Linked DNA regions of Homo sapiens: region 2 is linked to region 1. The links are chromatin loops, found by intact Hi-C in ENCODE. Cell type or tissue: mammary epithelial cell. All regions are shown on one strand. Each heading gives the region's core, and the rest is flanking DNA. Links, peaks and the distances in the headings are about the cores only. Region 1 holds the start of LOC124904388 (a long non-coding RNA gene). Region 2 has its middle 16 kb from the start of LINC00622.

The links. Peaks named below come from ENCODE experiments on the same cell type or tissue, not always from the same donor. Only the 100,000 strongest peaks of a DNase experiment are listed, where the experiment ranks them.
Region 2: it touches region 1 in a loop (11-fold over the local background); 3 of 110 quality-filtered maps call a loop at or near these places.

The regions. Positions count from the first base shown.
Region 1 is chr1:119,468,527-119,484,017 of GRCh38, forward strand. LOC124904388 (a long non-coding RNA gene) reads right to left here and starts at 7,999. Exons shown (of 2, transcript XR_007066503.1): 1 at 7,431-7,999; 2 at 5,935-6,400. It overlaps LOC105378935 (a long non-coding RNA gene), which reads right to left. Exons shown (of 3, transcript XR_947755.2): 3 at 14,521-15,195. It also overlaps the pseudogene HSD3BP1. In mammary epithelial cell, for the core only: CTCF peaks have their summits at 7,493 and 9,348 (motif pointing right); a DNase peak (open chromatin) is centred at 7,495.
Region 2 is chr1:119,575,187-119,590,677 of GRCh38, forward strand. No RefSeq gene overlaps it. Among named protein-coding and RNA genes, the nearest start is that of LINC00622, 16 kb to the right of the region's middle. In mammary epithelial cell, for the core only: a CTCF peak has its summit at 7,818 (motif pointing right); a DNase peak (open chromatin) is centred at 7,805.

The sequences.
Region 1 (15,491 bases), core at 3,304-11,303:
CTCAGGGACCACACCCAGCACTCTACTCTTCTTTCACTCTTCTCTGACCTCTTCTGATTTCCTCCACCCTCTGTTCTAATGGTGTCTTTGATAAACAAATATTAACACTTCATGAATTTTAAATGATTGTAATCATTATGTCTCACCAATATTTGCACTCTAACACGTAATACAAAGAAAAAGCAATGCTTAGCCTAGAGGAACAATTCCCCTGTGGTGAAAATGCAGGGGTATAATGGATGGGCAAAAGACTGTATGAAGATAAAAACAGAGAATCCTTTCAGTGTTTTTTCTGTGCCAGGCACTGTGCTACATGGTTTGCATGTGCCCACTCATTTGCTGCTCATAACAGCCCTATGAGATTGTTAATGTTATTAGCCTCCTTTCTTACAGATGAGGAAACAGTCAGAGAGAGATTAATGAACTTGTCCAATGTTCCACAGTTAGAATATGGCAAAGTTGGATTTGAACCCATGTGGTCTAGTGCAGCATCTGTGCTCTTAAGCAGTAGTTCGTCTAGCAGCTTGAGGAGGGAGGGAGCAATGGCTCCATCCACAAAGTCCCCTTTCCTGGTCTCTCTAGTTCCCTGTGAACTCACTGCGGAAGAGTCATTTTCTCTTGGCTTTAGACTTCTTCAGCTTTGAAATGACAATTCCTTTGAGCCAGTCTGAAGTTGGCAGCAAATGGGAAGCAGATGAAGGGAGCAGGAAGTACAGAGGTGGAAATACTACCAGAGAAAATTCCACTCTCAGGCTGTCACCCACCTCCTCCCCAGCAGCCTCTTCCCTGCCTCCCCCATTCCAGGGCCTCCTTGGAGTTGCCTGACAGTGGGAAGGGGCTGGGAGTAGACAAAACAAGGCAGAGGCATCAGGAGAGCAAATGGTCCCACCTGTATCCCAGGAAGGAATTTCTCCTGCTTTGAATTTTTCACTCTGAATTTTACTCTCACTGTTCTTTGGCCTTTGTTGCCAATTTCAGTTAAACTGACTTATTCTTACTCTTTCTCAGAAAAGTTGATTGTAAACAGCTATTCCTGCACCTGGTGTACAGGGTACAAGACTTGGAGGTGGGGTGGGCAACTTTGAGCCTTCACTAGAAACGTGACCTTTAATCTGTCCCTTAACCTCTCTGAGCCCCAGTTTCTTCACCAATAAAATGGGATTCAGAACACCTACCTCATGAGACAGCTGTAAAAGGAAATAAGCAAGCTGTGAGCTGTATGCAGATTATAAAGCACAAATGAGTGTAAAGTATTTATCTGAGCTCCATGTAGCATGGTGTTCATTTTGTGGGCTAATTCCAGGTGACAACTTTACTGGCAGCATCACTACCTGTGGATTTCAGAGGAGCCTGAAGACATTGATGTTGTAACTGCTGCCCTGGGCTACACAGCTGGATGTTAGTTCATTGGTGACTGACTCATTTTCAGCATTTGTACCTCCTTTGATAATATCCAATAAGAATTTTCAAAAAAATTCATTATTTAAACTCTTCTGCAATTCGCTAGTAATGGCTCCACTCTCCTCCCAGTTGCTCAAGCAGGAAACCATAGGGGTGATTTTATCTTCTCCTTTTCCTCTCAGCCAAGATCCAACAGGTACCAGGACCTTCAAGGTGAGGTCTGAAATTCCAACCTGGTGTATCTCTCTCCTCCTCTGCTTCCACTGCTGGACCCCGCTTCCAGTCCTCATCTAAACTTTGGCACAGACATTCTGATTAATCTCTTGATCCCCTGGCTTTCTCATATCCCCTATACCAGTCCATTTTATATCCTTGAGGCAAGGTTAACTTCCTACACTACAATTCTGCTTCTGTTTTTCTTTTTCTTTTTGAAACAGGATTTTGCTGTGCCACCCAGGCTGGAGTCCAGAGGCATGATCTCTGCTCACTGCCACCTTCACCTCCTGGGACCCATCCATCCTCCTACCTCAGGCTTCTTATTAGCTGGGAGTGTAGGCATTCACCACTATGTCTGGCTAATTTGTGTATTTTTGGTAGAGACGGGGTTTCACCAAGTTGTCCAGGCTGGTCTCAACCTCCTGGATGCAAGCGATCCACCTGCCTCAGTCTCCCAAATTGCTAGAATCACAGGTGTGAGCCACCACCCCTGGCCTGTTTCTCTACTTGTTCCAAATATAAATAAGGGGTTTTCTGTGACATGGTGCTGGAGACCGAAAATCACAATTCTGCATTACCTACAGAATTAAATTCAAACTTTTCCCTCTTATACCCAACTCTCCACAATCACCCTACTCTCCTTAAAAATTTTGGTGAGTCTCCCATGACCCTAGCCGTGCTTATATTCCAGGCACACCTGACAGCTCATTGCTCAGATTACTTTTCTGAAATGAGATGGGGTAGAAACAGATGTTTGCTCTTTCCCAAAAAATTGCTAAACGTGCTGACTTCTGTGCCTTTGTTTAATTGTTCCTTCCATGGAGTGTACATCCTCCACTCTAACAACCCAACTCTAACCATCCTCGAACACCTATGTAACATCATCTTTATCAGGAAACTTCCAAGCCAGATTCGGAAACCCTTCCAATGACCTGACCTATGTTCTTGCAGAGCTCCAGAACAAGACCAAGATGACAGTGCTAGAAGGAGACATTCTGGATCAGTCATGCCTGAAGAGAGCCTGCCAGGACATCTCGGTAGTCATCCACACCGCCTCTATCATTGACATCTTCGGTGTCACTCACAGAGAGTCTATCATGAACTTCAACGTGAAAGGTACAGTAGCCTGAGGAGGAGATGGAGCAAGGTGGAGCAAACAAGGATCAGAAAGATAAACAATGAAGGAAGAGAAGTCCCTCCGCTGAACACCTGCTATGCTCTGGGCCAAGTGTCTTTGCTAATCACTACCAACTGGGGGAGTTCAAAGCTGCTACCTTCAGTTTTTTACATGAGAAGACTAGGGCTGAGAGATGGCAAGTAACTTGTCCAAGGCCCCCCAGGTAAGTAAGTAAGTAGGAGAATGAGACTTTAAACTCACCCCTGTGTGACTCCAAAGGCTGTGGATGCTCTTTCTACTGTGGCTCCAATCAAATTCAGCTAAACTCCGACTTCAGACTCTTGATATCCAGCCACCCCTTGCCTCTGTGGGCCAGAATCAAATCTTCCAAGTGCCACTATAGTCATCATTTTAAATCTTGTTGTACACTGATGAGAATGAAATGGGAAAAATCCCTTGTCCCCTTCACAGTGCGTGTGATGGGGGTGTGGCTCCCTCCTTCAGTGCCCCTGCTCAGACCACTAGGGGAGCATACGGATGAGCAGGCTGGAGGGCTCCAACTCCAAAGCAGCATCTAGGGGCAAATGTTCACAGCTCCTGAAGCCCCAGTGGGCATGTGTTACATGGTGCTCTTTTAGTTTTGCTCTTTTAGTTTTGCCGTCTATAGGCAGCTTGTGTTAACCAGCTCAATTAGACCTTAGACCGTCCAGCTTGCCACAAGGACGGAGGGCTTTCTATATCCTGGGTTCTTCTCTTAGTGTACCAGAAAAATTGAATCACACCTGAGCTTGGAGAATGAGTGCAAGCTTTTATTGAGTGGAGGTAGCTCTCAGCAGATGGAGGAAGCCAGAATAGAATGGTTTTCCCCCGGAGTGTGCTGCTCAGTGGCCTGACACTTCCCTAACTGCTTGGCCAAACTCTGCATCCTTCTGCTGGTCAGTGCATCCCTCTCAACATCCAGCTGCCCTGTGTTTCTTCACTGATGTGCTTCCCTCAACATCTAGCTGCTTCTGTCTTCTTCCCCTGATCTGCTCCTCTTGACATCCAGCAGCTTGTGTGTGTCTGCTAGAATCTTGGGCCTTTTTAACAGGCACAGAATTAAACATGTGTATTAAACAAGGAAAGAATTTAGTGCCAAAGATTACAGAGACAAGAAGTAAAATATACTAACAACATTGTACGAGCTGTTTCACCCTGGACTGGTTAAACTTTAGAAGAGACATAACTGTTCTTGGCATATCTTTAGCAGTTAACAGATGCACCCCAGGAATTCTGGGGTTTGTGGGCTTGCACCAAGGCCAGTAAAGCTTTTGGTTTTTTTCTGTATCTCCTCTCTCTTTCCTGGGCTTTTCTGTCTCTATGAGGAAAGACCGAGATGGCCACTTTCAGGAGCTCCTCTAATGTACTATCTGATCCCAGAGCCTGTTTCTGCAACTTCCTCCTGATGACAGGAGCTGCCTGAGTAATAAATTTATCGTTTAGATGTCTCTCGACTGAGGCAGGAGATAGAGAGGTGTGCTTTACTAAGACCTCACTTAGCCTTTCCAGTAGGATTTTCATTTTTGTGTTTTTCCTATGGCTGTAGCATGACCCAATCTCAGTCAGATCCACTGAAGAATGTACCTCGAGTCTATTACAACCACTGAACTTGGGAGTGGGGAGTGAGACACATGGATCTGTTCACGTGGTTGGTCCCCCTTAGGGATATTTCCTGACATTGACAGCATGCTCTTCATGGGCAGGTACCCAACAGCTGTTGGAGGCCTGTGTCCAAGCTAGTGTGCTAGTCTTCATCCATACCAGCAGCATACAGGTAGCCTGGCCCAACTCCTACAAAGAGATTTTCCAGAATCGACACAAACAAGAGCATCTGGAAAACACATGGTCTGCTCCATATCCATACAGCAAAAACTTGCTGAGAAGGCTGTGCTGGTGGCTAATGTGTGGACTCTGAAAAATGCTGGCATGTTGTACACTTGTGCCTTAAGCTCAATGCATATCTATGGGGAAGGAAGCCCATTTCTTACTGACAATATAAATAAGGCCTTGAAAAACAATGCGATCCTGTCAACTGTTGGAAAGTTCTCCACAACCAACCCAGTCTATGTGGGCTGGGCCCACATTCTGGCCTTGAGGCCCTGTGGGGCCCCAAGAAGGTCCCAAGTGTCTGAGGACAGTTCTACTACATCTCAGATGACACGCCTCACCAAAGCTATGATAACCTTAATTACGCCCTGAGCAAAGAGTTCGGCCTCTGCCTTGATTCCAGATGGAGGCTTCCTTTAGCCCTGAGGTACTGAATTGGCTTCCTGCTGGAAATAGTGAGCTTCCTGCTCAGGTCAATTTATACCTATTGACCTCCCTTCAACTGCCACACAGTGACATTGTCCAACAGCATGGTCACCTTCTCTTACAAGAAGGCTCAGCGAGATCTGGCGTATAAGCCAATTTACAGCTGGGAGGAAGCCCAGCAGAAAACCATGGAGTGGGTTGGTTCCCTTGTGGACTGGAACAAGGAGACCCTAAAGTCCAAGACTCAGTGATTTAAGGATGACAGAGATGTGCATGTGGGTATTGTTAGGCGATGTCATCAAGCTCCATCCTCCTGGCTTCATACAGAAGGTGACAAGGGCACAAGCCCAGATCCTGTTGCCTCCCTTTCACACAATAGCCAACTTATTATCTTCCTGTGCCATCAAAACCTGTGCAGTCAGTGGCCTAACCAAAAGCTTTCTGTCCTAATCACATGCCAGAGGACACACAAGGTGATTTGCTGTTACCAAATCTCGTGGCCTGATTCTGAACAATTTGGGATCTCTTTTAACTTGAGGGTCTCTTTCGACTACTATAGCTCCATTTCCCCTCTTAAATGAGAAGGGATTTCTTTTCTTTTAAATCTCCTATTTCTTCACAGAGTTCAATGAAAAGAGTAATAAATGATTTAATGCTTAAAGTGGAGAAAAGTGTGGTTACTGTTAATACATACTTTTCTCCTTTCTTTTACATTTCCAGGTATCACCATCTCTCATTTAGAAGAGTAGGCTGAAACAGGGGTTAGGAGGTGGGCAGAGTAGTGGGAGGGTCAGGGAGGGCGGATGAAGACTGAATGAATAAGCTCTACTATGTTTCACACATGTACAACATAACCTACATATGACATATATTATCTCATTTAATACTCATCAGAAATCTATGAGGTAGAGTGACAATTTCCATTTTATTAGCAAGGAAACTTGTGCACAGTCACACTGATTAGTGACTAGGCCTGCTATGAGGGAGTTGGCCTTGAAAGTCCTTATCTTTCCACCCAATTACACAGCCTGAACTGGTCTTGTCCGTGGTACAGCAGAGCACTGAAGCATGGGGTGCCGATTTATGGGAGAGCCCCGGCTACCTTGGATTACCTCCTTCTTGCCCAGTCCCTTGCAGGGGACTCTCTAGAATCCAGGAGAATCCTCGAGGAGTATCTGGAAGGGTTTGCATGCCTTAGCAAATGGCCCTGAGCAGGGCAGAGAGAAGCAAAAATGCATCCAGCCTCCACCTTCAGTGCCAATTTCCTTGAAGGTCTGTAGAACACACCTGGCTATATGTGTGTTGATCATTCTGGTTATTCATAACCCTGCATTTCACCCTTCCAATCACCCAATGAAGCCACATCATGGGTTCCTGGGCAAGTAAAGAAAACAAGTGTGAACTTTCCCCAAAATATACCTTCTATTCAGCCTCAAAGTAGAAGTCTACTATCCCATATCCCCAGATTTAATGGTCTCTCTCTCCTTTCTCTTTTTCATTTTAAATTACATCTGTTCTTCCTTCATTCTTCCATCTCCTTAGCCACTTTCTTCTCTCTATCTCCCCTTTAATCACTGGTCCTCTCATTTGTCTCAATTTCCATGAAGAGATGAGGCCAATCAATATAAGTTTGGGGACTTCAATGATGACATAGTTATTAAGCAACCAACAAAAACACAGTCAAAAGAAACACTGTCAGGGGCATCAGGGACAGAATTGAGCGGAAGCAGGTGAGGAGGTTGCTGTGGGTCAACAGTGTGGGGAGGGGAAGCTATCTCCTCTGGACCTGGATGTATCACAGCATGATTAGAGTAATACACAACATCAAGATGACTTCTTTCTTACAGAGGAAATTTACAGATCATTAATCAGTTGAATTTGATTACCACAAAGGAATTAGTTTCAGTGTTCATCCTGTAGAGTAAAGGAAACCATATTCTGGCCCAGATGAACAGGTTTCCACCATCGTCAAAACCACAAGGGACAGATGATCAGCACTAGCATCAGGGGGTGTGGCCCCAGGCAGTGGGGTAACGTGGAAAATGGAACACCCATCCTTCCCCGGCCACTGCACAAAATGCAAGAGCCAGCATCTGTCCAGCTCTTGAAAGGCATGCACACCATCCGTATGTTAATGTCAAATAGAATGGGAAGAAAAGGAGAGTGGTGGAATCTGAGGAAAGAGCCCTTCCCCCTGGTTTTTCAGCCTTGCGAAACCCCACGCCTATAAAACCACCAGGGCACTTTTCACAGGGAAGGTAAAGAAAAGGACATATTTTCAACGGGCAGCAAGGGTTGCTTAAAGAAAGAGACGAGGGAATCGGATGGGCCAGGATTCTCAACTGAACAAGCAATAAGGCCTTGTTGTGTTGTGGCCAACAAAATGTGCCATCACTTCTTATACCTGAGGGTGTGAGGCTGGCGGAGCTCCTGCACCAAACTCTGCTGCACCTCACGAGACTCACCACACAGCGGCAGCAAAGTCTCAGAGGGAAGAACAAGGAAGGAAACCTGACCCAGCACGGACTTTTAGGTGTCTTTTCTCCACCGGGGTGGCTCTGCAGGGTACCTGGCAAAGGAATGAATGAAAACACAGGCAAGTGCTCAGCCACCAGCTTAAGGGTTTAGGTATATGTGAGTACAGAGAATGGAGCTGAGCTGAAGTCACTGGGAAAAGCCACAGGAGCCAGTGGGGCTTGAAGGAGGCCTTGGATTCCTGGTTCCAAGGCAGGGGGCACAGTTTGGGCAGTGGTGAAGAGGAGGATGAGGGACATGAGGATGCCCACCCGCCTTCTGGGAAACGTGTACAGAGGGCAGATGAGGAGCTCAGGTGCAAGACTCAGCCATGGACCCGACAGGCAGGCTCCCAGGCCAGGGATGGAGTGGGGAGCCCACAGTGGCCTAGAGAGATCTTGCAGAAAAGTGGCCAAAGTCCAACTCTTATGTGAAATCTTTTCATTTCTAAATATTAGTGACTAACCCTAAATTTGAAAAAGCAGTGTGAAGACCAGCTCCAGGGGAGGGATATGTGGGCTAGTGTTCAAACTGTATGTGTAACATTTTGTATCTTAAAAAGTGGGTGGCGAGGTGTCAGCAGCAAATCTGTTCATTCTTGGTGATAAGTCCCAAATATACATTATTATATAATATTCTCAGTTTTTCTGTATGTTTAACACAGGTCATGATTTTTTAAAAAAATTAAATTCTGTGAGGGAAAAATATGCAAATTAACAAAACACATTCAAAGGTTGACCCCAGGCTTAAGGCCTCCGATTTTCCACTTCTGCTCCTGGTCTAGCGGTCCAGTGGGGGAGATAAAATACGAGACATGTTAGATGCTGTGCACAGTAAATGTGCGGTGTCATAAGAGAGGATAGTGCTTCTGGAGGATCCATTCCCCTGGGCATTCATGGGGTTCTTGCATTTGGACTGGATATCAAAAGATGGGTAGGATTTCAACAGACAGGAATGTGAGTGAAAGTATTCCAGGCAGAGGCAATGCAGTCTGCAAAGACCCAGGTGGGAAAAGGGGTCACTTTTAGGCAACAATGAAACCAGACCAGAGAGCACAAGGCCAGGGGAGAAGTGGAAGATGCACCTGGAAAAAAATGATGGGCACAGACCATGATCACTCATGATCACCCCTGGAGACACCCTGCCTCCTTCCTTCAGTTGCCTTCAGAGTAGGAATTCTGTGACCCCTCTTAAAGACCACTTGACATTCAATTACTTCACATATAATATGCCTCATCTTCTCTCAAAAATTGGACTCCAAGGAAAAAGAATGTCTCCTCTAGCTGTAAATATTGATGGTGATACTAAAAGATGGGACATCATTCACTATGCAATGGGAATTGTTCAGCTGTCCCTGGAAGATTATGATGGCAGTATTTCGTAGGATGGACTGAAAGAGATGCTGAGGATACTTCAAGAATCTAGGTAAGAAATGAAGGCCTGATTTATATGTTGGTAACAAAATGGAAGACAGGGGCAACCGAGGTAGGCCTGAGGCAGAATGGCCACTAGTTTAGACAGCACTGGGTGTGGGCACAAAACTCTCATGCACCCACTTTCTCAAGCCAGAAACCTAGATGGCAGTCCCCACTCCTACCACCTATCATTCAGCGCTACCAACTTTACCTCCACAACACCTCTTGAATGTGTCGTCTTCCTCCCTGGTAATGTCATTCCTACTTTTACACCCCATAGGCCTCCCTGTCTTGGAGAGTCACCCGTGAAACGTATCCTCAGCAGTGTTGCCAGAGTTGTCTCTCCAAACTAGTCTCACCATGTCATGACCTTCCCTAAAACCAACCACTGGGTGGAGGCCCAGGACTGTCAGGATGAGCCTGAGAGCCTTAGCATAACATAGAGGGCCTCTGAAGCCCTGGGCCCTGCCCAATAGTCCAGACTAATTCTCACAAATCCCTGCCCTATCCCCAGATTCTCCTACTTTGTGCCTCAACAATTTTCCAAACAGCGCTTCCTACATGCAGCATGCTTTTACATCCACCCAGGCCGGTGCACAGCATTCCTTCTGCTTAAAGGGTCCCCAGATCTCTTGCCAGCACCTTATTGCCTTCCCAGCTCCTTATTCACCATCCAAACATCTCTTTTTACAGCCTCTGTGCCTTGTGCATATTTAATTGCACTGCTACTAATTTTTCTTGTATATATCCTGTTCCCCACCCCTAAGCTGCCATGTCACGAGGACAGTAATTCATCATGTCATCTCTCTGTCCCCAGTGCCTGATTCAAAATAGGCACATGGGTAGGTGGGTGGATGGATGGATGGATGGATGGATGGATGGATGGATGGATGGATGGATAAAACACAAGCAAACTCAACTGTTAGAATGGAGCGAAGAAGGGCTGGGGAGTCAGGGAACAGAATGCTTTGAATGGCAAAGTAAGAACGAATTCAAAGATGACTTTTTAATGTGTCAATGAAGCTGAAGAAGCTGGATTATCGTGTTGAAAACTGGAAAAAAAGAGAAGACACATGGGGTGTATGGGGCTGAGAATGAACTGATTTGTGTGATATGAAGAGGGAGTGGGGTTGTGAGAGGCCAATGAGCAGGGAAAGGGAAAGGCTAATGAAGGTGAAGCCCAGCTGCCAAGGTTATAAAGGGACTGGGAATTAGATCCAAAACCTGAAATCATGCAATGCTCAGAGCATTTTTATACAACAAAAAAAAATGAAAATCTGCTTTTGAAAATTGAATTCAGAAGAGAATCTCCCACTCTTAGGTGATACAGGTGAGAATCACTCAACATCTCTGGTTGCATGTAATTCTTAAGATATCAGGGGACTCTGGTGCATATTTTGAGAAAGTTCTTTTTCTTTATCATGGCCCAAGATGCCACCCAAGGGTAATGAGCAGAGAATGGAGTCTGTGTTTTGAAGCATGAAAGAAGATTGTTATGAGGAATTGGAGGGGGAAGGCCAGATGAACAGAACAAAATGGCTTGGCCACTCTCTCCCCAAAGGTAGGGGGCACTGGGGTCAGTTGCAGACTCCAAAACAGTCAGTAATCTGTTCTGGAAACCTGAAGCTCCCTATTGAACAGCGCAATCTTTCCTCGAGAAATGGAAGAACCAGCACTAGTGAAGTCAGCCCTTCTTCTAAAACAGGTACTGGTGATAGAGAGGTGGGCATGAGATGGGCTGTGGGCCTATTGTCATCCTAGCATGAACTCTGGCCACTGAGGTAGGAATACTCTTCTCATGAGCACGGCCCTAACTCTCTCTCACACCTTCTGGAGTCTGTGAAATCCCTGGTGTAGCTCTGAGCAGGGCAGTTCTGTAGGCACACAGCTGGTGCAGTCACCCAGGGCCTGTGCTTGGCCTAAAGGGCTGCCATGGGACCCCACATTTTATTTTGCACCGATTCTATTTCTGTAAAATATGCAGTCAGCCCTCATTATGAGAACTTCTTTCAGCAGCAGGCTAAACAGCTATGGCCTCAGATCAATCGTGGGTACATGAAAAAGGCTCCCTGGCTCCTCAAGAGCAGATCAATGTTTTTGTGAAATTCAGATCTTTTAACTAAAAAGGCTTCATTAGGGATGGTGGGGCATGCCTGTAGTCCCAGCTACTCAGGAAGCTGAGGAGTGAGGATCACTCGAGCCCAGGATTTCAAGGCCAGCCATGACCTCGTCTCTAAATTTTTTTAAAAAATTAAAACTTAAAGAAGACTCTAGAGACATTTACTTCAGCTTTTAGCTGTGAACTCCTTTCCTTCTTCCATTTACCAGTGAGAAAACTGAGACCTGTGAAGTGAAGTGACTTTCCAATAGTCACTGAAACCGTCAGTACCGGAGCTGAACTAGAACCCCGGTCTCTCCGCTCTGCTACTTTAAAACATGCTGGAATCCACATGGTAAAGAAAGGAGAAGAGTTTGTGGCAAGCGTCCCGGGTCCAGAAGACACACAGATTTCAGAGCAGAAGCACAGCACAGCCCAGGGGAATTATAGATTCTGCCACAGCTCCCAACACCATCTGCACACAACCAGCCACACCAAGATTCCGCCATGGCTGCTTCTGTCTGCAGCATGTCCCATCCCCTTGGCACCATTTCCTCAGCTGACTCCTCCTCATGGTCAGGCTGCACCTTTCCCAGGAGGTCTCCAGCCTTCCAAGGACCAGTAAAGGGTCTGTCTGCTAGAGACCACTTCCAGTACAGTGTGGGTGTCCACTAACTTGACTTGAGGGAGGGAGGAACGGAGGGAAGGAAAAAAGGAAGGAAGGAAGAAAGAAGGAAAGAAGGAGGAAGAAAGGAAGGGAGGGAAGGAGGGAAGAAGGAAAGAAGGAAAGAAGAAAGGACGGGAGGGAGGGAAGGAAGAAAGCAGAAAGGAAAGAAGGAAGGAAGGAAAGAAGGAAGGAAGGAAAGATGGAAGGAAGGAAGGAAGGAAGGAAGGAAGGAAGGAAGGAAAGAAGGAAGGAAGGAAGGAAGGAAGGAGGGAAGTTAGTTCTCAAAAGAAAGGGACCCTGGACCAGAATAAATGAGATCTTAGGAAATGATCTAAAGGCTGTTGAAGTATGAGTGTTCCCTAAGGAAGACAAAGTTGGACTCTATTCTCACCTGCAGTGGTGACCCAGTATTTGCTAACCCTAAGCTGAGAAGGCAGGTGAAGCCACAGAGCCAGGAGGTTGTCCTACCAACATATGTATTAAGAAAAAAAAAAAACTGGAATGAGACATTTCAAAAGAGGGCAGAAGGCAGGCCTAACAACCAGCCAGCTGCCTAAGTCATCTGCCTGGCTCAAACAGCTCATCTCCCACCTCAACATCAGCCTGTAGGATGAGAGTTCTGCATGAATGGAGATAGGCAGGTACTTAATGGTATAGAAATAAAAGTAGCTGGGGTGACTGAGACTAAGGAAAGGGGGAGAGGATGGCAAAAAGAAGCCAGTATTTTTTCATTTTAGAAACAGAATATTTCTGCAAATGAGAGTGAAGGGTGCAAATCCTGGGTTCTCATTTCAATTTTGCTATCAAAGTCAAGCAAATCTCTTCACTTTCCTGCGTCTGTTTCCTTTCCTGAAAAATGAAGGCTATGGCTCATTTCTAAGGTCTGTTGCCAGTGACATTGGGCTTTAAAAGTGTAAGATGATTTGCATCCTCTGGCACCTGCACACTTCTGCAGTTAAACGTCATAATAACACATGCCTCTACATGCTTGTTTGTTTGTGTGAAGCCAAAGCTATTCGAGAAAGTGGTTTTCCAGACCTTCCTTGGGTCTAGTGGCACCTGGCACCTCACTGGGCATGGGGCATCATACTTCTCATAGGGCTGTAAAAGATCAAGAAGTGGAGCCAAGTAGGAACCGATTCCCTCCCTCCCTGATATCTGATGACCACTGAACTGCAGAACTTAATGCTGACTTAAATATGGTCTCTTGTTTTTGCATTTAGCTATGGACGTTTCCCAAGTAGGTTTTAAAATTCTTAGACAATCACTTGACATAAAAGTGGGCAGAGCCAATAGAGACAGTGCCTACTGAAAAGGAATCAGAAACCCAGAAAAGTCATGCCTTGCTCAAGTCCACTGCCAGTTAATGCCAAAGCTCTGCCCTGCACACTCCACGCACAGCACACCCTCAAAGAGAAGCAGAACTAGTTCCTTCTTTCTTCCTGTTCTCAGGAAAGGGAGGCCATGCCTTCTCACTCCCTCATTACCCTGCCCCAGGAGCTGGAAATCCCAGAGGACACAGGCCACATGCACAGCAACTGCCTCTCTCCTCCTTCTAGGCTCCCAGGAGCTATGACACAAGACTTTAGGATGCCCCTCAGCAGCCCCTTCTCTGCAGCACTTGGGCACAACCACCCGGTAACCACCTTGCTTCCTAACATTCACACAAGCCCCTGAATCTTACAAGAGCCTTCATGTTTTTCATTTTGTTTGATTTCCCCACACCTTATACCTTTATCTTTCCACTGCACAGATGAGGCCAAGATCAAGAATACATACAGGGCTTGGTCTGGGCTGCAGCAGCATTGAACAGTGGCTGTGTCAGTCCAGTGAATCTCAGGCTGTGAAGTCATGTCTGTGATTTCTACCAACTCTATTAACTTCAACACAGAAAGCAATATAGCTACTTCAGCTGAATTCTTGAGATGATACTCATTTCAGACATTTGCTAATGCTACTCTTGACAAGAGAAATGTCTTGCCAGACCCTTTTTCAGCCTCTTGCCAAAGTGAACTAGCTTTTACAAGGTCACACACTGTCCCTTCCCTTGCCCAACAAAGCCAGCTAAAGTGAACATTACCTGATTTGCAGCAGTGGTGGGGACACTGACTTATAGTTGTAAAGTCCTTGGCAGAGAATCTACTTAATGCTCTGCCTTTGCTGAATGTACCATCTTGCCCTAACATAACATGTGAAGCTTTGACATGAAGTTCCCCCTGACCACCTCCCACCCCCTGAAGCTCCTAGTGCCAATCCCTAAAGTAATACTTAAAGTTGGCAGAATAATTCACTACAAGCATATTGGGCAGGTAGGGAACAATATCAGCCTTCACCTTCACCCTTAAATGATGTTGAAATGTGTAAGCATCTCTACCTCTCTCATGTCTGTCTCCCTAGCATTGAGCACTACGTCCAGCACATGCCCACTCAACTGACAGGTGAACTTATTAGGGGCTCTGCTCTTAATGAGACACAGCCTTGGGGCCTGGAGTAGGCCAGTCATACACAGATGGTATCAGAACACCCAGGCAGAACCACTCCCTACTTCAGCCCTAGTAGGTCCAGAAAGGCATCTCAGTGGAGTGTCTTCAGTGAGTAAAAAGAATGCATGGAACTGCTTCCAAAGAATCCCTGGTTTCCAGGAACTGGAGTCTGTCATTCCTTTTACTTAGATCAAACATTCTTCAAATATATGTGTGAGAATGCCAACATGAACACCACACGTACACTGACACCTTTTTCAATCTTCTTAAACACAGGGCAACTTGGCATATAAAACACCTTACCGCCCACCTCACTGGCTTCCAAAGCTGAGCATTCCCGACTGCTGGAATGAGGCAGGGCACTGGCTGGATTCAGAGAGCATTGTGAACAGTGGCCTGAATCTCAGGGGAGCAGCTGGAAATTGAAACCCATTGGAATGTGCTTTGGGTTAGTGGAGATGACCTTGAAAACCAGAAAACTGCAATCTGCATGGCACTTGTGGCTGTGATAGGGAGACAGAGGGGCAAGCACTAAGCAATTCGTGCCGGAGGCTGGCCAGGTGTGCTCCTCCCCTCCCACCAGGGGCAGAGAGGATGGAAATTATGTGAATGCCAAGGGCAGCTGAGAAAAGGAGTCATGCCTGGGGTTTGCTTTGTTAAGTGTTAAGTGAGCTGAGTTGGGGGAATGAAGATCTGAGAGAACGGGAAGAAGGCAGACTATGAGTAGTGAAGACGATGGTGAGGGCCAGCAGCAGCCTTCCACACCTATTCCATTGTTATCTGATGGACAGCCAAGACAGGACTTTTCCTGGCTCTTACTTATTATATTGTCTTCACTATTTGGAGCAGTTGTGTGAAAGGCAGGCCTACCAGGAGCAGACAAAGCCTGTTGCATCTTGCACTGCCCTTTGTCTCCATACGCCGTGGCAGAGGGAAGCATTTGATCCTTCTGTGTTATACTTACTGTAATCCCCCAAAAAGAAACGGGATCCCTGTAAGAGTTAAAGAAAGAGGGTAGTAACATGAAATGTGGCTCAACAGTCAAAGACAGATGTATTTTAGAGAAATAAACCAGAGAGGGTCTTCTGGCCAATTTCAGTCAGAAGCATTCTCTCTTACAGACTAAGCATATATATATATTAGTTTTAGGGTGAAGGAGCTTATCACAAGGTTGGAATGTTTCTGTGTGGGGGAGAAGTTTATGGCAGGGTTGGAATGTCTTTGGGTGGAGGGGAGGTTATCTTGGGGCTGATGTCTTTCTGGCTGGAGAGGAGGTTATCTCGGGGCT
Region 2 (15,491 bases), core at 3,940-11,939, 110 kb after region 1:
GAGCTCAAAACCACAGCACGAGAACTTTGTGACACATGCATAAGATTCAACAGCTGATTCAATCAAGTGGAAGAAAGGGTATCAGTGATTGAAGATCAAACTAATGAAATAAAGTGAGAAGACAAGATTAGAGAAAAAAGAGTGAAAAGAAATGAACGAAGCCTCCAAGAAATATGGCACTATATGCAAAGACCAAATCTACATTTGTTTGGTGCACCTGAAAGTGACAGGGAGAATGGAACCAAGTTAGAAAACACTCTTGAGGATATTATTCAGGAGAACTTCCCCAACCTAGCAAGGCGGGAAAACATTCAAATTCAGGAAATACAGAGAACACCACAAAGATACTCCTCGAGAAGGGCAACCCCAAGACACATAATTGCCAGATTCACCAAGGTTGAAATGAAGGAAAAAATGTTAAGGGCAGCCAGAGAGAAAGGTTCAGTTACCCACAAAGGGAAGACCATCAGACTAACAGCGGATCTCTCGGCAGAAAACCTGCAGGCCAGAAGAGAGTGGGGGCCAATATTCGACATTCTTAAAGAAAAGAATTTTCAACCCAGAAACTCATATTCAGCCAAACTAAGCTTCATAAGTGAAGGAGAAATAAAATCCTTTAGAGACAAACAAATGCTGAGAGATTTTGTCACCACCAGGCCTGCCTTACAAGGCTCCTGAAGGAAGCACTAAACATGGAAAGGAACAACCACTGCAAAACCAGCCACGGCAAAAACATGCCAAATGGTAAAGACCATCGACGCTATGAAGAAACTGCATCAATTAATGGGCAAAATAATCAGCTAACATCATAATGACAGGATCAAATTCAAACATAATAATAACCTTAAATGTAAATGGCCTAAATGCCCCAATTAAAAGACACAGACTGGCAAATTGGATAAAGAATCAAGACCCATCAGTGTGCTGTATTCAGGATACCCATCTCACGTGCAAAGACACACACAGGCTCAAAATAAAGGGATGGAGGAAGATCTACCAAGCAAATAGTAAGCAAAAAAAAAGCAGGGAATGCAATCTCCTAGTCTCTGATAAAACAGACTTTAAACCAACAAAAATCAAAAAAGACAAAGAAGGCCACTACATAATGGTAAGGGATCAGTTCGCCAAGAAGAGCTAACTATCTTAAATAAATATGCACCTAATACAGGAGCACCCAGATTCATAAAGCAAGTCCTTAGAGACCTACAAAACAGACTTAGATTCCCACACAATAATAATGGGACATTTTAATACCCCACTGTCAATATTAGACAGATCAGTGAGACAGAAGATTAACAAGGATATCCAGGACTTGAACTCAGCTCTGCACCAAGCAGACCTAATAGACATCTACAGAACTCTACACTCCAAATCAGCAGAATATACATTCTTCTCAGCACCACATCACACTTATTCTAAAATTGACCACATAATTGGAAGTAAAACACTCCTCAGCAAATGTAAAAGAACAGAAATCACAACAAACTGTCTCTCAGACCACAGTGCAAACAAATTAGAACTCAGGATTAAGAAACTCACTCAAAACTGCACAACTACATGGAAACTGAACAACCTGCTCCTGAATGACTACTGGGTAAATAACGAAATGAAGGCAGAAATAAAAATCTTCTTTGAAACCAATGAAAACAAAGACACAATGTACCAGAATCTCTGGGACACATTTAAAACAGTGTGTAGAGGGAAATTTATAGCACTAAATGCCCACAAGAGAAAGCAGGAAATATCTTAAGTCGACACCCTAACATCACAATTAAAAGAACTAGAGAAGCAAGAGCAAACAAATTCAAAAGCTAGCAGAAGACAAGAAATAACTAAGATCAGAGCAGAACTGAAGAAGATAGAGACACAAAAAAACTTTCAAAAAAATCAATGAAGGCCGGGCGCGGTGGCTCATGCCTGTAATCCCAGCACTTTGGGAGGCCGAGGCAGGCGGAACACGAGGTCAGGAGATTGAGACCATCCCGGCTAAAACGGTGAAACCCCGTCTCTACTAAAAATACAAAAAATTAGCCGGGCGTAGTGGCGGGCGCCTGTAGTCCCAGCTACTTGGGAGGCTGAGGCAGGAGAATGGCGTGAACCCGGGAGGCGGAGCTTGCAGTGAGCCGAGATCCCGCCACTGCACTCCAGCCTGGGCGACAGAGCGAGACTCCGTCTCAAAAAAAAAAAAAAAAAAAAAAAATCAATGAATCCAAGAGCTGTTTTTTTGAAAAGATCAACAAAAAAGATAGACTACTAGGAAAACTAATAAAAAAGAAAAGAGAGAAGAATCAAATAGATGCAATAAAAAATGATAAAGGGGATATCACCACCGATCCCACAGAAATACAAACTACCATCAGAGAATATTATAAACACTTCTATGCAAATAAACTAGAAAATCTAGAAGAAATGGATAAATTCCTAGACACATACATCTTCCCAAGACTAAACCAGGAAGAAGTTGAATCTCTGAATAGACCAATAACAGGTTCTGAAATTGAGGCAATAATTAATAGGCTAGCAACCAAAAAAAGTCCAGGACCAGATGGATTCACAGCCGAATTCTACTAGAGGTACAGAGGAGCTGGTACCATTCCTTCTGAAACTATTTCAATCAAAAGAAAAAGAGGGAACCCTCCCTAACTCATTTTATGAGGCTAGCATCATCCTGATACCAAAGCCTGGTAGAGACACAACAAAAAAATAGAATTTTAGGCCAATATCCCTGATGAACATCAATGTGAAAATCCTCAGTAAAATACTGGCAAACCGAATGCAGCAGCACATTAAAAAGCTTACCCACCATGATCAAGTAGGCTTCATCCCTGGGATGCAAGGCTGGTTCAACATACACAAATCAATATTCGTAATCCATCACATAAACAGAACCAACAACAAAAACCACATGATTATCTCAATAGATGCAGAAAAGGCCTGTGACAAAATTCAACAGCCCTTCATGCTAAAAACTCTCAATAAACTAGGTATTGATGGAACATATCTCAAAATAATAAGAGCTATTTCTGACAAACCTGCAGCCAATATCGTACTGAATGGGCCAAAACTGGAAGCATTCCCTTTGAAAACTGGCACAAGACAAAGATGCCCTCCCTCACCACTCCTATTCAACACAGTTTTGGAAGTTCTGGCTAGGGCAATCAGGCAAGAGAAAGAAATAAAGGGTATTCAATTAAGAAAAGAGGAACTCAAATTGTTTCTGTTTGCAGACAATGTAATTGTATATTTAGAAAACCCCATCCTCTCAGCCCAAAATCTCCTTAAGCTGATAAGCAACTTCAGCAAAGTCTCAGGATACAAAATCAATGTGCAAAAATCACAAGCATTCCTATACATCAATAACAGACAAACAGAGAGCCAAATCATGAGTGAACTCCCATTCACAATTGCTTCAAAGAGAATAAAATACCTAGGAATTCAACTTACAAGGGATGTGAAGGGCCTCTTCAAGGAAAACTACAAACCACTGCTCAACAAAATAAAAGAGGGCACAAACAAATGGAAGAATGTTCCATGCTCATGGATAGGAAAAATCAATATCATGAAAATGGCTATACTGCCCAAGGTAATTTATAGATTCAATACTATCCCCATCAAACTACCACTGACTTTCTTCAAAGAATTGGGAAAAAAATACTTTAAATTTCATATGGAACCAAAAAAGAGCCCACATAGCCAAGACAATCCTAAGCAAAAAGAACAAAGCTGGAGGCATCACGCTATCTGACTTCAAACTATACTATAAGGCTACAGTAACCAAAACAGCATGGTACTTGTACCAAAACAGACATGCAGACCAATGGAACAGAACAGAGACCTCAGAAATAACACCACACATCTACAACCATCTGATCTTTGACAAACCGGACAAAAACAAGCAATGGGGAAAGGATTCCCTATTTAACAAATGGTGCTGGGAAAACTGGCTAGCCATATGTAGAAAGCTGAAACTGGATCCTTTCCTTACACCATGTACGAAAAATAACTGAAGATGGATTAAATACTTAAATGTAAGACCTAACACCATAAAAACCCTAGAAGAAAACCTAGGCAATACCATTCAGGACATAGGCATGGGCAAAGACTTCATGACTAAAACACTAAAAGCAATGCAGCAAAAGCCAAAATTGACAAATGAGATCTAATTAAACTAAAGAGCTTCTGCACAGCAAAAGAAACTATCATCAGAGTGAACAGGCAAACTACAGAATGGGAGAAAATCTTTGCAATCTACCCATCTGACAAAGGACTAATATCCAGAGTCGACAAAGAACTTAAACAAATTTACAAGAAAACAACAAATCACCTCATGTAAAAGTAGACAAAGGATATGAACAGATACATCTCAAAAGAAGACATTTATGCAGCCAACAGACATATGAAAAAATGCTCATCATCACTGGTCATCAGAGAAATGCAAATCCAAACCACAATGAGATACCACTCATGCCAGTTAGAATGGCAATCATTAAAAAGTCAGGAAACAACAGATGCTGGAGAGGATGTGGAGAAATAGGAATGCTTTTACACTGTTGGTGGGAGTGTAAATTAGTTCAACCATTGTGGAAGACAGTGTGGCAACTCCTCAAGGATCTAGAACTAGAAATATCATTTGACCTGGCAATCCCATTACTGGGTATACACCCAAACGATTATAAATCATGCTACTATAAAGACACATGCACATGTATGTTTATTAAGGCACTATTCACAATAGCAAAGACTTGGAACCAACCCAAATGTCCGTCAATGATAGACTGGATTAAGAAAATGTGGCACATATACACCATGGAACACTATGCAGCCATAAAAAAGGATGAGTTCATGTTTTTTTGCAGGGACATGGATGAAGGTGGAAACCAACATTTTAAGCAAACTATCACAAGGACAGAAAACCAAACACTACATGTTCTCACTCATAGGTGGGAATTGAAGAACGAGAACACAGGGACACAGGGCAGGGAATATCACACACCGGGGCCTGTTGGGGGTGAGGGTCTGGGGGACAGATAGCATTAGGAGAAATACCTAATGTAAATGACAAGTTGATGGGTGCAGCAAACCAATGTGGCACATGTATACCTATGTATCAAACCTGCATGTTGTGCACATGTACCCTAGCACTTAAAGTATAATAAAAAATTAACAAATTAAAAAAAAGAAAAAAGAAAAATGCAACACCCCTCCTTCCCCAGCCACTGCACAAAATGCAAGAGCCAGCATCGCTCCAGCTCTTGTAAGGCAAACGCAACATCCATATGTTAATGCCAAATACCATAGGAACCAAAGGAAGGTGGTGGAATCAGAGACAAGACGCCTTCCCCTGGTTTTTCAGCCTGGTGAAACCCTACGCTTACGAAACCACCAGGGCAGTTTTCACAGGCAAAGGAAGGAAGAGGACATATCTCCAACAGGCAGTGAGGGGTGATCAGCGAAAGAGGCGAGGAGGCCTGATCAGTCAGCCATCTCACTAAAGAGGTACAAAGGCCTCAGAGTGTTACGGCCAACAAAATGTGCCATTCCTTCTTACAACTGAGGGTGCCAGGCAGAGCTCCTGCACCAAGCCCTGATGCACCTCACAGGATGCACCATACGGGGGCGGAAAGGCTTGGAGGGAAAAACAAGGAAGCCTAACCTGGAAGGTACTTTTGGGTCCTTTTTCTCCACCTGGGTGGCTCTGCAGGGTACCTGACAAAGGAATGAATGAAAGCAAAGGCAAGTGCTCAGCCACCGGCTTAAGGGCTAGGTATATATGAGTACAGAGAATGAAGCTGAGCTGAAGTCACTGGGAAAAGCCACAGGAGCCAGTGGAGCTTGAATGAGGCCTTGAATTCCTCAGTCCAAGCAATGGGCACAGCCCGAGCAGTGGTGCAGAGGAGGATGGAGGGGCATGAGGAGGACCTCTGCTTTCTGGAAAGCATGTACAGAGCGCAGATGAGAGAGCTCGGGTGCCAGACTAAGCCACAGACTAGATAGGCAGATTCCAAGGGCCAGGGTGGGCCCCAGAGCCTGTGATGGACTGGTGAGAACTGGCAGGAAAGTGACAAGAGGCCAACTCTTATGATGTGAAATCCCATGATTTCCAAATATTAGTGACTAACTCTAAACTTGAAAAAGCAGTGTGAAGATCTGCTCCAGGAGAGGGATGTGTGGGCTAGTGTTCCAACTGTATGTGCAATAATTTATATCTTAAAAAGTGGGTGGTGAGGTGTCAGCAGCAAATCTATTCATTCTTGGCGATAAGTCCCAAATATACATTATTATATCATACTCTCAGCTTTCCTGTATGTTTAACATAGGTTATAATTTTTTAATAAATTAAATTTGGTGGGGAACAAATATGCAAACTAAGAAAACACACTCACAGCCTGGCCCCAGGATTAAGGCCTCTGATTTTCCACTTCTGCTCCCAGTCTAGTGGTCCAGTGCGGGAGATAAAATAGGAGACGTGTTAGGTGCAGTGCACAGTAAATGTGAAGAGTGCCATAAGAAAGGAAAATGCTTCCGGGAGATCCATTCCCATAGGGGATTCATGGGGTCCTTGCATTTGGGCTAAATATCAGAAGATGGGTAGGATTTCAACAGACAGGAATGTGAGGGAAAGTATTCCAGGTGGAGACAATGGAGTCTGCAAAGACCCAAGTGGGAAAGGGGTCACTTTTAGGGAACAATGAGACCAGACCAGAGAGCACCACGCCAGGGAGAAATGGAAGATACACCTGGAAAGACATGATGGGCACACACAGGATCACCCGGGGCCACCCCTGGAGACACCCTGCCTCCTTCCTTCATTGACCTCAGAGTAGGAGTTCTGTGTCCCCATTAAAGATGACTTGGGCCGGGCACGGTGGCTCACGCCTGTAATCCTAGCAGTTTGCAATGCTGAGGTAGATGGATCACCTGAGGTCAGGAGTTCGAGACCAGCCTGGCCAACATGGCAAAAGCCTGTCTCCACTAAAAATACAAAAAAGTTAGGGGGCATGATGTTGGTGCCTGTAATCCCAGCTACTTGGGAGGCTGAGGCAGAATTGTTTGAACTCAGGAGGCAGAGGTTGCAGTGAGCTGAGATCACACCATTGTACTCCAGCCTGGGAGACAGAGCAGGACTCTGTCTCAAAAAAATAAGATAAATAAGTAAATAAATAAGTAAAACAAAGAAACAAACAAACAAAAACAACAAAAAAACCCGACGACATTCAATTACTTCACACATACTACATGCCTCATGTTCTCTCAAAAATTGGAATCTATGGGAAAAGAATGTCTCCTCCAGCAATGAATATTGATGGTGATGCTAAAAGCTGGGACGTCATTCACTCTGCAATGGGAATTGTTCAGCTGTCCCTGGAAGATTACCTTGGCAGCATGTCGTAGGATGGACTGAAAGAGATGAAGAGGATACTTCAAGATCTAGGTAAGAAATGAAGGCCTGATTTATGTGTTGGTAACAAAATGGAATACAGGGGCAAATGAGGCAGGCCTGAGGCAGAATGGCCACTAGTTTAGACAGGACTGGGTGTGGGCACAGAACTCTCATGCACCCACTTTTTCAAGACAGAAACCTGGACAGCAGCCCCCCACTCTTCCCACCTATCATTTAGTGCTACCAACTTTACCTCCACAACACCTCTTGAATGTGTCCTCTTCCTCCCTGGTAACATCATTCCTACTTGTACCTGCCACAGGCCTCCCTGTCTTGGAGAGTCACTCATGAAACCTATCCTTAGCAGTGTTGCCAGAGTTGTCTCTCCAAACTAGTCTCACCACGTCATGCCCTTCCTTAAAACCAACCACTGGGTGGAGCCCCAGGACTGTCAGGAGGAGCCTGAGAGCCTTAACATAACATAGAGGGCCTCTGAAGCCCTGGGCCCTGCCTAACACCCCAGACTAATTCTCACCAATCCCTGCCCTGTTCCCAGATTCTCCTACTTTGTGCCTCAACAATTTTCAAAAACTCAGGGCTTCCTGCTTGCAGCATGCTTTTACATCTACCTAGGCCAGTGCACGGCATTCCTTCTGCTTAGAGGGTGCCCAGCTCTCCTGCCAGCACATCCTTCCCAGCTCCTTATTCACCATCCAAAGCATCTCTTTTATAGCCTCTGTGCTTTGTGCATATCTAGTTGCACTGCCATTAATTTTTTATTTATATATCCTGTCCCCCACCCCTACACTGCCATGTCCTGAGGACAGTAACTCACCATGTCATCTCTCTGTCCCCAGTGACTGACACAAAATAGACACATGGGCTGATGGAGAGATAGATGGATGCACGGATAGAAAGATGAAACACCAACAAACTCAAATGTTAGGACGGAGAGAGGAGGGGATGGGGAGTCAGGGAGCACAATGCTTTCAATGACAAAGCAAGAGAGAATTCAAAGACAAATTTTCAGGGTGTCAATGAACCTGAAGAAGCTCGATCATCATGATGAGAGCTGGAAAAGAGATAAGCCACATAGTGGGTATGGTGCTGAGAATGAACTCATTTGTGTGATAGAAAGAGAGAGTGGGGTTGTGAGAGGCCCATGAGCAGGGAAAGGGAAAGGCTGTTGAAGGCGAAGCCCAGCTGCCAAGGTTATAAAGGGACTGGGAATTGGATCCAAAACCTGAAATGGTGCAAGGCCCAGAGCATTTTTATACTACAAAAAAAAGGAAAAACTGCTTTTGAAAAATGAATTCAGAAGAGAATCTCCCACTCTTAGTTGACTCAAGTGAGGACCACGCAACCTCTCTGTCTACATGTGCTTCTTAAGACATCAGGGGACTCTGGTGGAAAATTGAGGGGCGTTCTTTTTCTTTATCTTGGCCCAAGATCCCACCCAATGGTAATGAGCAGGGAATGGAGTCGGTGATCTGAGGCATGAAAGAGGTTCATTATGAGGAAGTGGAGAGGGAAGGCTGGATGAAAAGAAAGTGGCTTAGCCACTCTGTCCCCAAAGGCAGGGAGCACTGAGGTCAGTTGCAGACTCCAAAACAGTCAGTAATCTGTTCTGGAAACCTGAAGTTCCTTATTGAAGAGCGCAATCTTTCCTCAAGAAATGGAAGAACCAGCACTGATGCAGTCAGCCCTTCTTCCAAAACAGGTACTGGCGACAGAGAGGTGGGCGTGATATGGGTTCCGGGCCTATTGTCATCTTAGCATGAACGCTGGCCACTAAAGTAGGAATACCCTTCTCATGAGCCTGGCACTAACTCCCTCCTGCACTAGCTGGAGTCTGTCAAATCCCTGGTGTAGCTCTGAGCAGAGCAGCTCTCTGGGCACAAGGCCGGTGAGGTCACCCAGGGCCTGTGCTTGGCTTAAGGGGCTGCCATGGGACCCCACATTTCATTTTGCACTGATCCCTGTAAAATACACAGGCAGTCCTGACTGAGAGAACTTCTTTCAGCAGCAGGCAAAACACCTATTGCTGACCTAGCATGGTTAAATAGAAAAGGCTTCCTGACTCCTACAGGACAGATCAATGTCTTTGTGGAGTTCAGATTTTAGAGCAAAGAAAGTTTCATCAGGCATGGTAGGGCACACCTGTATTCCCAGCTACTGGGAGGCTGAGGGGAAAGATCACTTGAATCCAGGAATTCAACATCAGACAAGACTTCATCTCTAAAATTTTTATTAAATTGAAGTTAAAGAGGGATCTAGAGACCATTACTCCAGCTTTTAACTGTGGGTTCCTTTCCTGCTTTCATTTTACTGATGAGAAAACTGAGGCCTGGGAAGTGAGATGACCTTTCCAACGTTCACTTAGACAACTGTCTGTAATGGTGACCAATGATTTGCTACCTTTGAGGTAAAATATTTATTAAGGGAAAAAAAACTGGGATGAGAGACATTTGGAAACAGGGCAGAGGGTAGGTTTAATGAGAAGTCTGCTGTCTAAACCATCTATCTTGCCTATATAACCCAACCTCTCATCTGAACATCAGCTTGTGGACGTGGATGTTGCATAAATGGAGACAGGCAGGTGCTTCATGGTAAAGAAATGAAAGTAGTTGGGGGTGAGAGGGACTAAGGAAAGGGGTCAAGGAGGGCAAAAAACAAGCGAGTATTCTTTTGTTTTAGAAGAAGAATATTTTTGCAAATAAGAGTGAAGAGTGAAAATCCTGGGTTCTGATTTCAATTTTGTCATCGAAGTTAAGCAAATCTCTTCACCTTCCTGGGTCTGTTTTCTTTCCTACAAAATGAAGGTTATGGCTCATTTCTAAGGTCTTTTGCCAGTGACATTGGGCTGCAAAAGTGTAAGATGATTTGCATCCTCTGGCACCTGCACACTTCTGCCACTAAACTTCGTAATAACATAAGCCTCCTTGTGCTTATTTGTTTGTGTGAAGCCAAAGCTATTTGAGAAAGTGGTTTCCCAGTCATTCGTGGCTCTAGTGGCACATGGCACCTCACTGGAAAAGGGGCGTCATACCTCTCATAGGGTTGTAAAGGATCAAGAAGTGGGCCAAGTAGGAACCGATTCCCTCCTTCCCTGATATCTGATGACCACTGAACTGCAGAACTTAATGCTGACTTAAATACAGCCTTTTGTTTTGGCATTAAGCTATAGATGTTTCCCAAGAAGGTTTTAAAACTCTTAGACAATCACTAGAAATTAAAATGGGCAGGACCAATAGAGTCAGTGCCTACTGAAAAGGAATCAGAAACCCAGAAAAGTCATGCCTTGCTCAAGTCCACTGCCAGTTAATGCCAAAGCTCTGCCCTGCTCACTCCACACACAGCACACCCTCAAAGGAGGAGCAGAACTAGTTCCTTCTTTCTTCCTGTTCTCAGGAAAGGGAGGCCATGCCTTCTCACTTCCTCTTCACCCTGCCCTAGGAGCTGGAAATCCCAGAGGACAGAGTCCATATGCACTGCAACTGCCTCTCTCCTCCTTCTGGGATCCCAGGAGCTATGATACAAGACTTTAGGATGCCCCTCAGCAGCCCCTTCTCTGCAGCACTGAGCACGACCACCTTGTAACCACCTTGCTTCCTAACATTCACACAAGCCCGTGAATCTTACAAGAGCCTTCATGTTTGTCATTTTGTTTGATTTGATTTTCCCACACCTCATACCTGCATCTTTCCACTGCACAGATGAGAGCAAGATCAAGAATACCTATAGGGCTTGGTCTAGGCTGCAGCAGCATTGAACAGTGGCTGTATCAGTCCAGTGAATCTCAGGCTGTGAAGTCATGTCTGTGATTTCTACCTACTCTATTAACTTCAACACAGAAAGCAGTAGAGCTGCTTCAGGTGAAACCTTGAGGTGACCCTCATTTCAGACATTCACTAATGCTACCCCTAACAAGAGAAATGTCTAGCCAGATACTTTTCCAGCCCCTTGACAAAGTGAATTAGCTTTTCCAAGGTCACACACTGTCCCTTCCCTCACCCAACAAAGCCAGGTACAGTCGACATTGCCTGATTTGCAGCAGTGGTGGAAACTCTGACTTATAGTTGCAAAGTCCTTGGCAGAGAATCTGCTTAACTCTGAGCCTTTGTTGAATGTACCGTCTTGCCCTAGCATAACATGTGAAGCCTTGACATGAAGTTCCCCCCTGTCCACCTCCCATCCCTTGCAGCCCCAGGGGCCAAATCCTTAAAGTCATACATACAGTTGGCAAAATAATTCACCCCAAGCAGGTTGGACAGGCAGGAAACAAAATCAGCCTTCACCTTCGCCCTTAAATGGTGTTGGAATGTGTAAGCATCTCTACCTCTCTCATATCTGTCTCCCCAGCATTGAGCACTATGCCTGGAACATGCCACTCAGCTGAGGGGTGAACTTCTCAGGGTCTCTGCTCTTAATGAGTCACAGCCTTGGGGTCTGGGGAAGGCCAGTCATACACAGATGGTATCAGAACACCCAGGCAGAACCACTCCCTACTTCAGCCCTTGATGCTTTCAGAAAAGCATCTCAGTGGAGTGTCTTCAGTGAATAAAAAGAATGCATGGAACTGCTTCCAGTGATTCCCTAGTCTCTAGAAACAGGGGCCTGTCAATTCTTTCACTTGTGTTGAACATCTTCAACACATCTGGAATGCCAGCTTGAACACCGCACAAACACTGATACCTTTTTCAAACTTCTTAAACAGAGGGAAACATGGTATATGGAACAACTTGCCACCCACCTCACTGGCTTCCAAAGCTAAGCAATCCCGGCTGCCGGATTGAGGTAGGGCACCCACTGGATGCAGAGAGCACTGAGAAAATGGCCTGGATCTCATGGCAGCAGCTGGAAATTGAAACCCATTGGAATGTGCTTTGGGTTAGTGAACATGACCTTGAAACCACAGTCTGGCAGCAGAAAACTGCAGGGCACTTGTGGCTGTGACAATGAGACCGAGGAGCAAAGACTAGACAATTCATGCTGGAGACTGGCCAAGTATGCTCCTCCCCTCCCACCAGGGGCAGAGAGGATGGAAATTATGTGATTGCCAAGGGCAGCTGAGAAAACAAGTCATGCCTGGGGTTTTGCTTTGTTAAGAGAGCTGAGTTGGGGGAATAAAGATCTGAGAGAAGCAGAAGAAGGCTGACTCTGAGTGGTGAAGACGGTGAAGGCCAGCAGCAGCCTTCCACACCTATTCCATTGTCATCTGATGGACAGCCAAGACAGGCACTTTTCCTGGCTCTTACTTATGATATTGTCTTCACTATTTGGAGCAGTTGTGTGAAAGGTGGCCTACCAGGAGCAGACAAAGCCTGATGTACCTTGCACTGCCCTTTGCCTCCATAATTCTGGTGAAGGAGAGGATTTGAGCCTTATGTATTATACTTACTGTAATCCCCAAGAAAGAAAGGGGGTCCCTAATTGGTCCTAAAGAGTTCTCACCCTCTTTGCCCATTAAAATCACCCAGGGAGTTTCTACAAAATTACAGGTACTTAGGCCTCATTTCAAGTAAGTGCTCTCTACATTTAAAAGACAAACAGAAAAGCTCTCCAAGGTTAAGAAAATCTATTGCTTAAACTAATCAAACCTCAAAAATTCCATGGCAATCAGGTACAGTTTCTTTAATTGGAATGTGGGCAGAGGCTCACTCACATCAAAGATAGAGATAGTTGAGCATGAAGGTTCACGACTATAGTCTCAGCACTCTGGGTGGCCGAGCAGGAGGATCACTGGAGCCTAGGATTTGAAGACCACCCTGGGCAACATAGGGAGACCCCATCTCTACAGAATTAAAAATTTGTTAAAAGTCTAGCCAGGCATGGTGGTGCATACCTGTGGTCCTAGACACTCCCGAGACTGAGGTAGGAGAATCTCTTGGGCTGGGAAGTTGAAGATCGCACCACTGCACAACAGTACTCTGGGTAACAGAGCAAGACCCTGCCTCATAAAAACAAACAAAAAAAGAAGGTTAGAGAAAAAAAAGTCTCTCTCTAAATGAATAGCTTCAGCATTGGCTTTTCCAATGTCTCTCTTGCTGCTTACCAAACTGTGTTCTCCATATAACAGCCTGAGAGATTTTTTAAAGTAAACTCAAATCCTATGTCTCACCTATATAAAACCTTTCTGGGGCTTCCCATTCCATTTACTATAGACTCTAAACTGATCTCCAGCTCTCCCGGGCACCACATGATCTGCTCATCCTTCCAACTCGTGTCCTCATCACTCTCTCTTTTACTCACAGTGTCCCAGCCAGATTGGCCTCCCTTCAATTCCATAAACACGCAAGACTTTCTTGCCTCCGGATCTTCACATCTATCATTCCGTTTACATAAAATGATGTTCCTCATCTTCTAATGGTTGGCTCTCTATTGACATGTAGATCTCAGCTGAATTGTCATTGCCCTAATGAGTTGAAACATCCCTGACCATCCTCTCCCAAAAACAATCTGCTTCACTCGTCACATCACACTGTTTCTCCCCTCCTAGCTGTTACCACAACCTGCAACTAACTTATCAGTTGTCTATTTTGTTGTTTATCTGTACCTGCATAGGGACCTTAGACCATCTTGCTTCCTGCTACATTCCCAAGAGCCTAGAATCATGTCCAATGTCATAGAGGGCCCCATAAATATTTATTAAATAACCGAAGGCAAAGCTGGATCAAAATACATCATCACATCTGGAGAATTATAGCAGTCAGAGGAGGAAAACAGTGAGTTAGGATGGAAGCCAGCAGAATGGGTCACTACCTAAACCAACAGACGTGAAAAGTCTTCTATCATTCCTTGACTGGACACTTTCCTGCATGAACCCACGCCACAGTGCAGGTTCACTTTTGCCCAGATTAACCCCCAGAGTCAAGGGCTGGGTCAAGGAAACATTTGCATGGAACACTCCAAAAGAGAAACAGTCCCATAGCAGTCTCCCTGGTAATAACTTTTCAGACCTATTTGCTTAACCAAAATATACATATAGTGCCTTCACCACCCAAATATTTAGAAAGGGAAAATGAAGTATCGTCATATAGCTCTGCTTGCCTATAACTGCAATTCAGATCCCAAAATTAAAAAGAAGTGAACACCCAACCTTTCAAAACAGCAGTCCCTTTAAATAAAATAGTTCGGGCCGGGCACAGTGGCTCATACCTGTAATCCCAGCACTTTGGGAGACCGAGGCGGGCAGATCACAAGGTCAGGAGATCGAGACCATCCTGTGAATGGTGAAAACCTGTCTCTACTAAAAATACAAAAAATTAGCCAGGCATGGTGGCGGGTGCCTGTAGTCCCAGCCACTCAGGAGACTGAGGTGGGAGAATGGCATGAACCCAGGAGGAGGAGCTTGCAGTGAGCTGAGATTGCGCCACTGCACTCCAGCCCAGGTGACAGAGTGAGACTCAGTCTCAAAAAAATAATAATAATAAAATAAAATAAAATAAAAATAGTTCGTTAATTGTATGACTCAAAGAATTCCCATTGATTCTTCTCAGAACAAAAGATCTTAATAGGGCAGATCAGTAACGACTGAAACAGCCAGTAGCTTATAATTTTTTGCACATACTGTCCAAAACTATGGAACTTTGCACTCTGGACAGAAGAGCTATACCTATAAAAATTTCCCAACAGAAATCATACTCTCTATCTATGAAACAGTGCAGCAAAGTTAAATCAGTTGAAAGGAAAAAAACCACGTGTCATTAGAATACTTGGAAGAGTAGTGGATACTTTGGAGAATTGTGGTCATTGAAGAGAAGCACAGAAGGTTAAATCGGATGAAATTTTATTGGGTTGGTAAAAAGAAAAGGGAAATTGACCATGCTCCCAGAGTGAGGCCTTAACTTTTTATTTAGGTGTCAAATTGGCTGCTGCACTGGTGGGCTGATAATTTGAGGCCAAGGAGGGGCCTTTAATCCAGCAGCAAGGATGGAGTGCTTGTGCTGAAAGTTTAGGGAAATACTAAGAAAGCACATGTCTAGGGGTGACTGTCTGGCTGACACAGCAGTCACAGTTGCATTGTGGAACAGGATGCCTAGATGACCACAGGCCTTGAAGATTACTTTCAACACCCTGATTTGAGTGACTTGTAAAAAATGGAAGTGTC